Linked DNA regions of Homo sapiens: region 2 is linked to region 1. A link is a contact called in ENCODE Hi-C data. All regions are on one chromosome and are shown on one strand. The core of a region is the stretch at or near the end of the contact, and the rest is flanking DNA. Distances in the headings are between cores, read along the strand shown.

Evidence for each region. Hi-C counts contacts between places; a loop is a spot of excess contacts on that map. Pooled maps may share reads with other maps.
Region 2: a map with no recorded cell type shows a loop between it and region 1 (17-fold over the local background). The contact joins the enhancer-like site here to the promoter of FLJ38576 in region 1. A Hi-C loop is called at or near these places in 4 of 37 single-sample maps with no recorded cell type and 3 of 50 pooled maps.

Annotation. Positions count from the first base shown.
Region 1 is chr4:186,189,841-186,193,375 of GRCh38, reverse strand. It overlaps FLJ38576 (a long non-coding RNA gene), which reads left to right and starts at 1,886. Exons shown (of 1, transcript NR_046264.1): 1 at 1,886-3,535. It overlaps CYP4V2 (cytochrome P450 family 4 subfamily V member 2), which reads right to left and starts at 1,809. Exons shown (of 11, transcript NM_207352.4): 1 at 1,339-1,809. The coding sequence starts at 1,552. RefSeq lists a silencer at 1,483-2,012.
Region 2 is chr4:183,720,591-183,724,125 of GRCh38, reverse strand. No RefSeq gene overlaps it. Among named protein-coding and RNA genes, the nearest start is that of TRAPPC11, 63 kb to the right of the region's middle. RefSeq lists enhancers at 735-784, 182-943 and a silencer at 895-1,424. Within about 2 kb of position 1,250, at least 20 of the 41 ENCODE cell types and tissues checked have a DNase peak (open chromatin) inside an H3K27ac peak, as active enhancers do.

The DNA of each region.
Region 1 (3,535 bases), core at 637-3,136:
TTACTTTAAATAGTCCAGTCAGCTCACAGGTTGTTTTGAAACAGGTCTTTATTCACTAGAGATTTTAATTACTGGAATCCCCAAAACAGTATGATGAGACTTCAGTATATTACTTTCCAGGGGTAGGGGATAGGGGAAAATCTATATTTTTGTACAGTTTATTTTTTAATACCATAAAGCCTTAGGACAAAAGGGGTGGTTAGCTCTGCTTTTAGAATTAACTGAGATGATTTTTACCAGTGTGATTTTCATATCTGTGTTGGATTACTTGTTACATCAGTCATGATGATATTTGGTTGGCAAAGAGTTCGCTTGATTTTTTTCTGTCAAAGTATTTTTAATATTTTGGTAAACACTCTTCCATGAGGCCTCATCTTGTGAAGTTGAAATTACAGCATTATTTTTATTAGAGAAAACAAGTGAAAATGAGAAAAAGTCCTTCAAGCTTTGGAGTTAGTTAATGCTCAGCCTGTAAAACGATTACTAACAAATAATCCCAGAGGAAACTGGGTTCTGGTCTGGGCCAATTTTAAAATATGCCATTTTGGGCAAATCTTCTCATTTCTGGGTACCTCAACGTAATCCCTGATGAAAATAAAACTCTGAGATCGAGTTCGCCCTCCCTGACAGGGAGTTGTAAATACCAGGTACTTTTGAGAGCTTTCTAACTTAACGTGATTTTTTTCCATCAATAAAATGTCCATCTCTGTTTTAAAACATGATTTTAATTAAAAAATTCACTCTTTAATAAACAAGGCGTTTGACACCCTCCAAAGAAGTCTGCCTGAAGGCCCTGCCGTCTCTTAATTGTTATTATGTAACATCCTTTAAAGGGCTAAAGTATGAAGGTCAAGCGGGAACTGAAGCAGCAGTCAAGTCTTGTGATGCCGGGAGGAAGCGTCCAGTGAATCTCTAGTCTCTTATTTTCCAAAGTGGCAGCGAGAGGAGGGCGGCTCTGGGCGTTAAGGTGTTGGCCAGTTTAAAACCGCTCTGTGCTCCCAGGGAGCTTCTGTTCCTAAGGCTTCCCAAGCCAAGGCAGGAGGAAACGGCAGGGCTTTGAGAGCTGAGCAGCGGTGAGGTGGGAAAAGACCGAGGGCAGGGGTTTGGAAATACCGCATCCTGTGCTACACACAAAGAAAATGCTCACTTTGGGATGGGGCACTAGCAGTGTCGGCGGGTGCCAAGGGGCAACGACTAGAACTGGGAGTGCATTCTCCACAGGGTGACAGGCTCCTCTCTCCTGCGGCCAGCGCCACAAGCAGCGGGTTCCTGGCTGATCGGAGGGTGGGAACGGGGCTGCGGACCCCGTTGCGCTCCAGGAGGAGCGCCGGCCCTTACCTCGCCCGTCCGGCTTCATCAGCAGCGCGTGGCCCACCAGTGGGTAGGCGCGGGCCACCGTGGGGATGGGCCGCATCTGCTGCCATTTCCGCGCGTAGCTCGCCACCCTCTGCAGCAGGCTCAGGACCAGACTGGCGCCGGCCAGGGAAAGGGCACTCGCCGCGCCCCACAGCAGCAGCTTCTGCCACACGAGCCCCAGCCAGAGCCCCGCCATCGCCCCGGCTGGCGGCCGCGGGGTGCACTCCGGGAAAGTGCGGGCCCGCGGGGGCGTGGTGCGAGGCGGTGCCGGCCGCACACCGCCCACTTCCCCGCGCGGACCTGGCGCGCTCCCCGCTGCGGGGTCGCCCGGTCCCCGGAACGACGTTTCCCGCCCGGGCGGCGGCCAGAGAGGGCGCCACGGGGCTGTTCCTGCGCCCGGCCCGGCCTACGCAGCACCGCGGCCTCCACGCCCCAGCCGAAAGCGAAAGACCGGAAAACGGTTTCCGGGCCCCAGGGCGTAGTGATTGCACTGGAGGCCCGGAGGCTGCGCCGGGAGGAGGCCGGCGACACTTCCGGCCGCCTCCGGATGCGGGGTCAGGGGCGTCGGAAAGGTCACCGCGGCAGCCCGGCGCGCCCCAGCGGGGCTGTTCTGAGGGTGCTGCGAGGTTGCTCTACGTGCGGGATTCCGCGGGCGGGCAGCCTGCTCTGGAGAGGAAAGGAAGGCGCATCCGGCTCGGAGCCCAGCTCTGCTGCGCATCGCTCGCTCCCTGCGCAACTTGCAGCCCCGGGAGGCGGGGCGCGTCCTGGCTCCCGCGGGGTCACATGGAGCAGCGGGCGCTGTAATCCAGGGAGGCTTTGGGGACACGTTAGGGAAGTCAGCTACCCGTGTGTGTCCGCTGGCCCACTGGGACACTGGGAGCTCAATGAGGTGGTTATGAGCCAGGTATTTTCCAAAATACGCACCAGGCACCAGACCGAGGAAGCCGGAGCCCCGGAGAGCACGCAGGGGCGGGTGGGAGAGGAAGGCGGGCGAGGCTGCTCAGCGGGTGCCGGGAGACCGCAGCCGCGGGGTACTCGCAGAAGAGCCAAGACCTGCCACCCAGCCCGGGAAGGGAGGGAAGGGCCGCGAGAGGGTGCCCCATTTCAGCCTGGGGAGACGCGTGTGCTGGCCGCCAGTCTCTCTTCCCGGCAGAGGGCCCCAGTGCTGACCCCAGCCCCTTTTCCACGCTCGATGCTTCTTACAAAGTGGCCGGGCGAGGAGTGTCGCTCCCCGAGAGGCCAGGCCCTTCCTAAACACTAAAGTGCCAGGAAGATGAAACTGAATGTCCTGGATGCCCGCTTTGCTTAATTACTAATTACGTTCGTTCACTCGAAGCCACTGCATAAGTTGGCCACAGCCACCTGCAGGGCCTCTTTAGTGCAGAGAAAAACATGCCTAAGGCTTTTCTCCATTTGAATTTGTTTTAAGTCATCTGCATGGGCTGACGTGAAATAGCAAGTGAACAAAACAAGTTGCAGAACGGAGTGTGTAAAGTAATGCCTTCTTTTGGAGAAAAGGTTTCTTTCTCTACGGCTCCACTAATGTCTGCAAGTAAAAATACTGATCAGCTCTATGGAGTGGGAATGAAGATGGGGAACTTACGCTTTTTATTTCATTCACGTCTACATTGTTTAATCACTTTAACACTTTAAAAAATAAATATGTTCACTTAGTATCTTTAAGCAAGTCTCATGGGCTTTAGTTTCCTCCTCTCTAAAGGGTTGAGGCTGAGCTATAATAAGGTTAATTACAGCTATAAAAGTAAACAATTTGTCTACATACTGGGGATTCTAAAATAGGGGGAGGAAGGAAGGGGAGTAATGGTTGAAAAACTGTGTATTGGGTACTGTGTTCCCTATTCAGGTGAGGGGATCAATAGAAACTCAAACCTCAGCGTCAGGCAAATTTAACAAACCTGCACATGTGCTCTTGAATCTAAAATTAGAAAGAAAAAGGGTTTGTCTGTATCAGTCTCTGCTAACCTCTGTGGATAAAACCAGGCGGGTAACATACAACCCCTCCCCTCCAGAAGGAGAGAAGGGAGATTGCTCTGGGCAGCAGTGAGTCTCGGCCTGGGCAGAAATGGTCAGAAATGCTGCAGAGCCAGGAGGGGTAAAATGAGCTCAGGGGGCAGTGAGGTGCCCCTGCCTGGAGCACAGGGTCCCACGCAGTGACAGG
Region 2 (3,535 bases), core at 1-2,500, 2.5 Mb after region 1:
CGCCCAGCCTAGAGTGCAGTGGCACAATCATAGCTCAATGCAGCCTTGACCTCCTGGGCTCCAGCAATCCTCATACCTCAGCCTTTCAAGTAGCCGAGACTACAGGCCCACACCAGCGCCTGGCTAATTTCTTTTTAATTTTTGTAGAGACGAAGTCACGCTTTGTTGCCGAGGCTGATCTTGAACTCCTGGACTCAAGTGATCCTCCTGCCTTGGCCTCCCAAAGTGCTGGGATTATAGGCATGGGCCACAGCCCCCGGCCCAAAAACAGTATTTTTATGCATGATCATTTTCCTTTGGGTTTGTATTTGCATAGTGTCTGTTTTGTTTTGTATTACGAAACAAGATCATTACCGTATTCACTGTTCTGTCCTTGCTTTTTTCTTAACAGTACCTGGTGATCCTTTCCCCACGTTATTATTAAGTACTGAATCTCTTTATGACAGATCTCTGTAATCCAAATACAAGCGATTTAATGAAGGAAGAGAGTCCTTACAAAGAAAGCCATGACTGTCAAGGTTTCAGGCCCCACTGAGAGTGCTGTCATCTGCCAAACCAAACAGAACAGACAGAAGGAGGGGCACCTCGCACCTGCAGTGTGCACGGCACTCACTTCTGGGTAGGAAGCTCCAGGGCACCCGAGTTTGCAGAGGCAACAAAGAGGCGCAGCTGAGAGGCCAGTTGCAGCCAAGAGGCCAGGTGCAACAGGCGCCAGATGCAGCAGACAGGCCAGGCGCAGCAGAGGCCAGATGCAGCAGAGAGGCCAGGTGGGGCAGAGAGGCCAGGTGGGGCAGAGAGGCCAGGTGCAGCAGACAGGCCAGATGCAGCAGAGAGGCCAGGTGCAACCGTAAAGGTTTCACACTGCGGCATCTCCCAGGGCGGCTTTGCAAACCCTCACCGGGCGTTCTGCATTGTGCTTCCGAAAAGCCACAGGAGTTTCCTGCGAACCGCAGCGGCGCGGGTGCAGGTGGCGACAGCCCCTATTGAAGGCCCCTGCAGCGTACGCGTCGGACGGGCTTCCCAAGGCGGGTGCTGGCGGCGGCGGGGCGCACCGTAGTCCTGGTCCCGCCACGGCCGCTCCCTGGCGGCCCCCGCCGGCCGCGTGCCCCAGCCCCAGGGCGCCCGCCTCGCTCGGCGCGCACGAGTTTCTGCAGGTCTCTCCTGCCAGCCTCAGGGGAGCCTCCTCGCGGCGCGGCCCGGCTGGGTTCCGGCTTTAAAACAGAAAGGCTCATTGTCCCGAGGTCCCCTGGCCGGTCTAACCGCTGCGGAAACTCCCCGACGCCCCGCCCCGCGCCGAACGGCCCCGCGGCCTGGCCAGAGAAGCCGAGACCGGGTGCGGGGGCCGGGCGGGCGGGTGAGCCTCGCTAGAGAGGCTGGGCTGGTGTAGGTTTTTTGTTTGTTTGTTTCCTCTTTTGTTTTTTTTTTTTTTTTTTGAGATGAGGTCTCCCTCTGTCGCCCAGGTTGAAGTGCAGTGGCGCGATCTCGGCTCACTGCAACCTCCGCCTCCCGGGTTCAAATGATTCTCGCACCTCAGCCTCCCCAGTAGCTGGGATTACAGATGTCTGCCACCACGCCAGGCTAATTTAATTTTTTATTTTTTATTTTTTTTTTTTGAGACGGAGTCTGGCTCTTTCCCCCAGGCTGGAGTGCAGTGGCGGGATCTCGGCTCACTGCAAGCTCCGCCTCCCGGGTTCACGCCATTCTCCTGCCTCAGCCTCCCGAGTAGCTGGGACTACAGGCGCCCGCACCACGCCCGGCTAATTTTTTTGTATTTTTAGTAGAGACGGGGTTTCACCGTGTTAGCCAGGATGGTTTGATCTTATGACCTCGTGATCCGCCCGCCTCGGCCTCCCAAAGTGCTGGGATTACAGGCGTGAGCCACCGCGCCCGGCCTAATTTTTGTATTTTTAGTAGAGATGCGGTTTCACCTTGTTGGCCAGGCTGGTCTGGAACTCCTGACCTCAGGTGACCCACCCGCCTTGTCCTCTCAGAGTGCTGGGATTACAGGCGCGCCACCTAGCCTGGCTAATTTTTTTAGCAGAGACGGTTTTTATTTTTAGTAGAGACGGTTTCACCGTGTTGGCCAGTCTGGTCTCGAACTCATGACCTCAAGTGAACCGCCCCCCTCAGCCACTCAAAGTGCTGGGATTACAGGCGTGAGCCGCCGCGCCAGCCTGGGTGGATTTTCTGTGCACGGAAGGGAAGCAGCACCGGAACCCCTCCTGTTCCCCTAAGCACCGTGGACACTGCCCACCTGACAGCGGAGGGGGAGCAGCCGGAAAATAAAATGTCGCAGGGCGCAGTTACGCGTATCTGTTAGTGTTTGTGTGTGGTAAAAGATCTGTCACTCAATGAGTGCCCGTTTTCAAAGAATGAACATAAAATGAACATTTATTAAACATAATTTAATCTCTTCTCCATGTCAGGCCCTTTCACTGATTTCCCAAGGTGACCATTCGGACCATTCGTACATTAATATTGATTTTAAGTTGATAAAGGTTGTGTTTGAAGTTGTCTTCTTGATTTTATCCTTGCAGCTGAAGATACCTTGTGAACTTTACTTTTCAGAGCAGAGCGTCTGAGCGGTGGGCAAGGCACAAAGCGCGAGGGAAGCCGCTGGAGGGAGCTGCTCTCCTGCACGGAGGGCGCAGGCGCCAGCTGCTGCCAACACCACGGGAAAGCCCTCACCCTAACCTTGGACTCCTGACCCCAGGCTCCTAATGCACATCATTATTCCATAAGAACAGGGGAGAAACGGAGAGGGCACGAAGCACAAACACCGAAGCTCTGGGATAACATTAGAGATAGGAGGGCCACCAACTCGTTACACTGAAAATTAAAAATACAGAGGCCGGCCGCTGGGGCTCACTCCTGTAATCTCAGCACTTTCGGAGGCTGAGGCGGGCAGATCACTAGAGCCCAGGGGTTCGAGACCAGCCTGGCCATCCTGGTGAAACCCCGTCTCTACTAAAAATACAAAGATTAGCGGGGCTTGGTGGTGCGCGCCTGTAATCCCAGCTACTCTTGGGAGGCTGAGGCAGGAGAATCACTTGAACCCGGGAGGCGGGGGTTGCAGCGAGCCAAAATCATGCCACTGCACTCCCATCTGGGTGACAGAGTTAGGCTCGTCTCAAAAAAAAAAAAAAAAAAGGAAGAAAATTACAAATAAAGAGAAGGAATTAGGTTATTAAAAATTATCTTTGCTTCCTTGTCTGATGGGCTGAATTAAGAAAAAAAGTTCTCTTTGCTGTAGGAACTATATTGTAGGGTAATTAAATAGACCTAGTGGATGAGGAAAAAAAATTCTCTAAGAATTCCAGTCAATGAATGCAGAATAGCATTCTTTAATTACATTTTGCAACTTCCAATTGAAAAACTTCTAATTTTAAAACATTTAAGTTAAATATACAGTTCAGCTAAACAGCGATCAATGCGTCAATGCAATGAGCGTCATTCAATTCAGACAATTGCATCGATGGCTGTTTAGCTGAACCTTATGATAAAGGAATTAGGCTGCCATCCTCTAAACCCATTG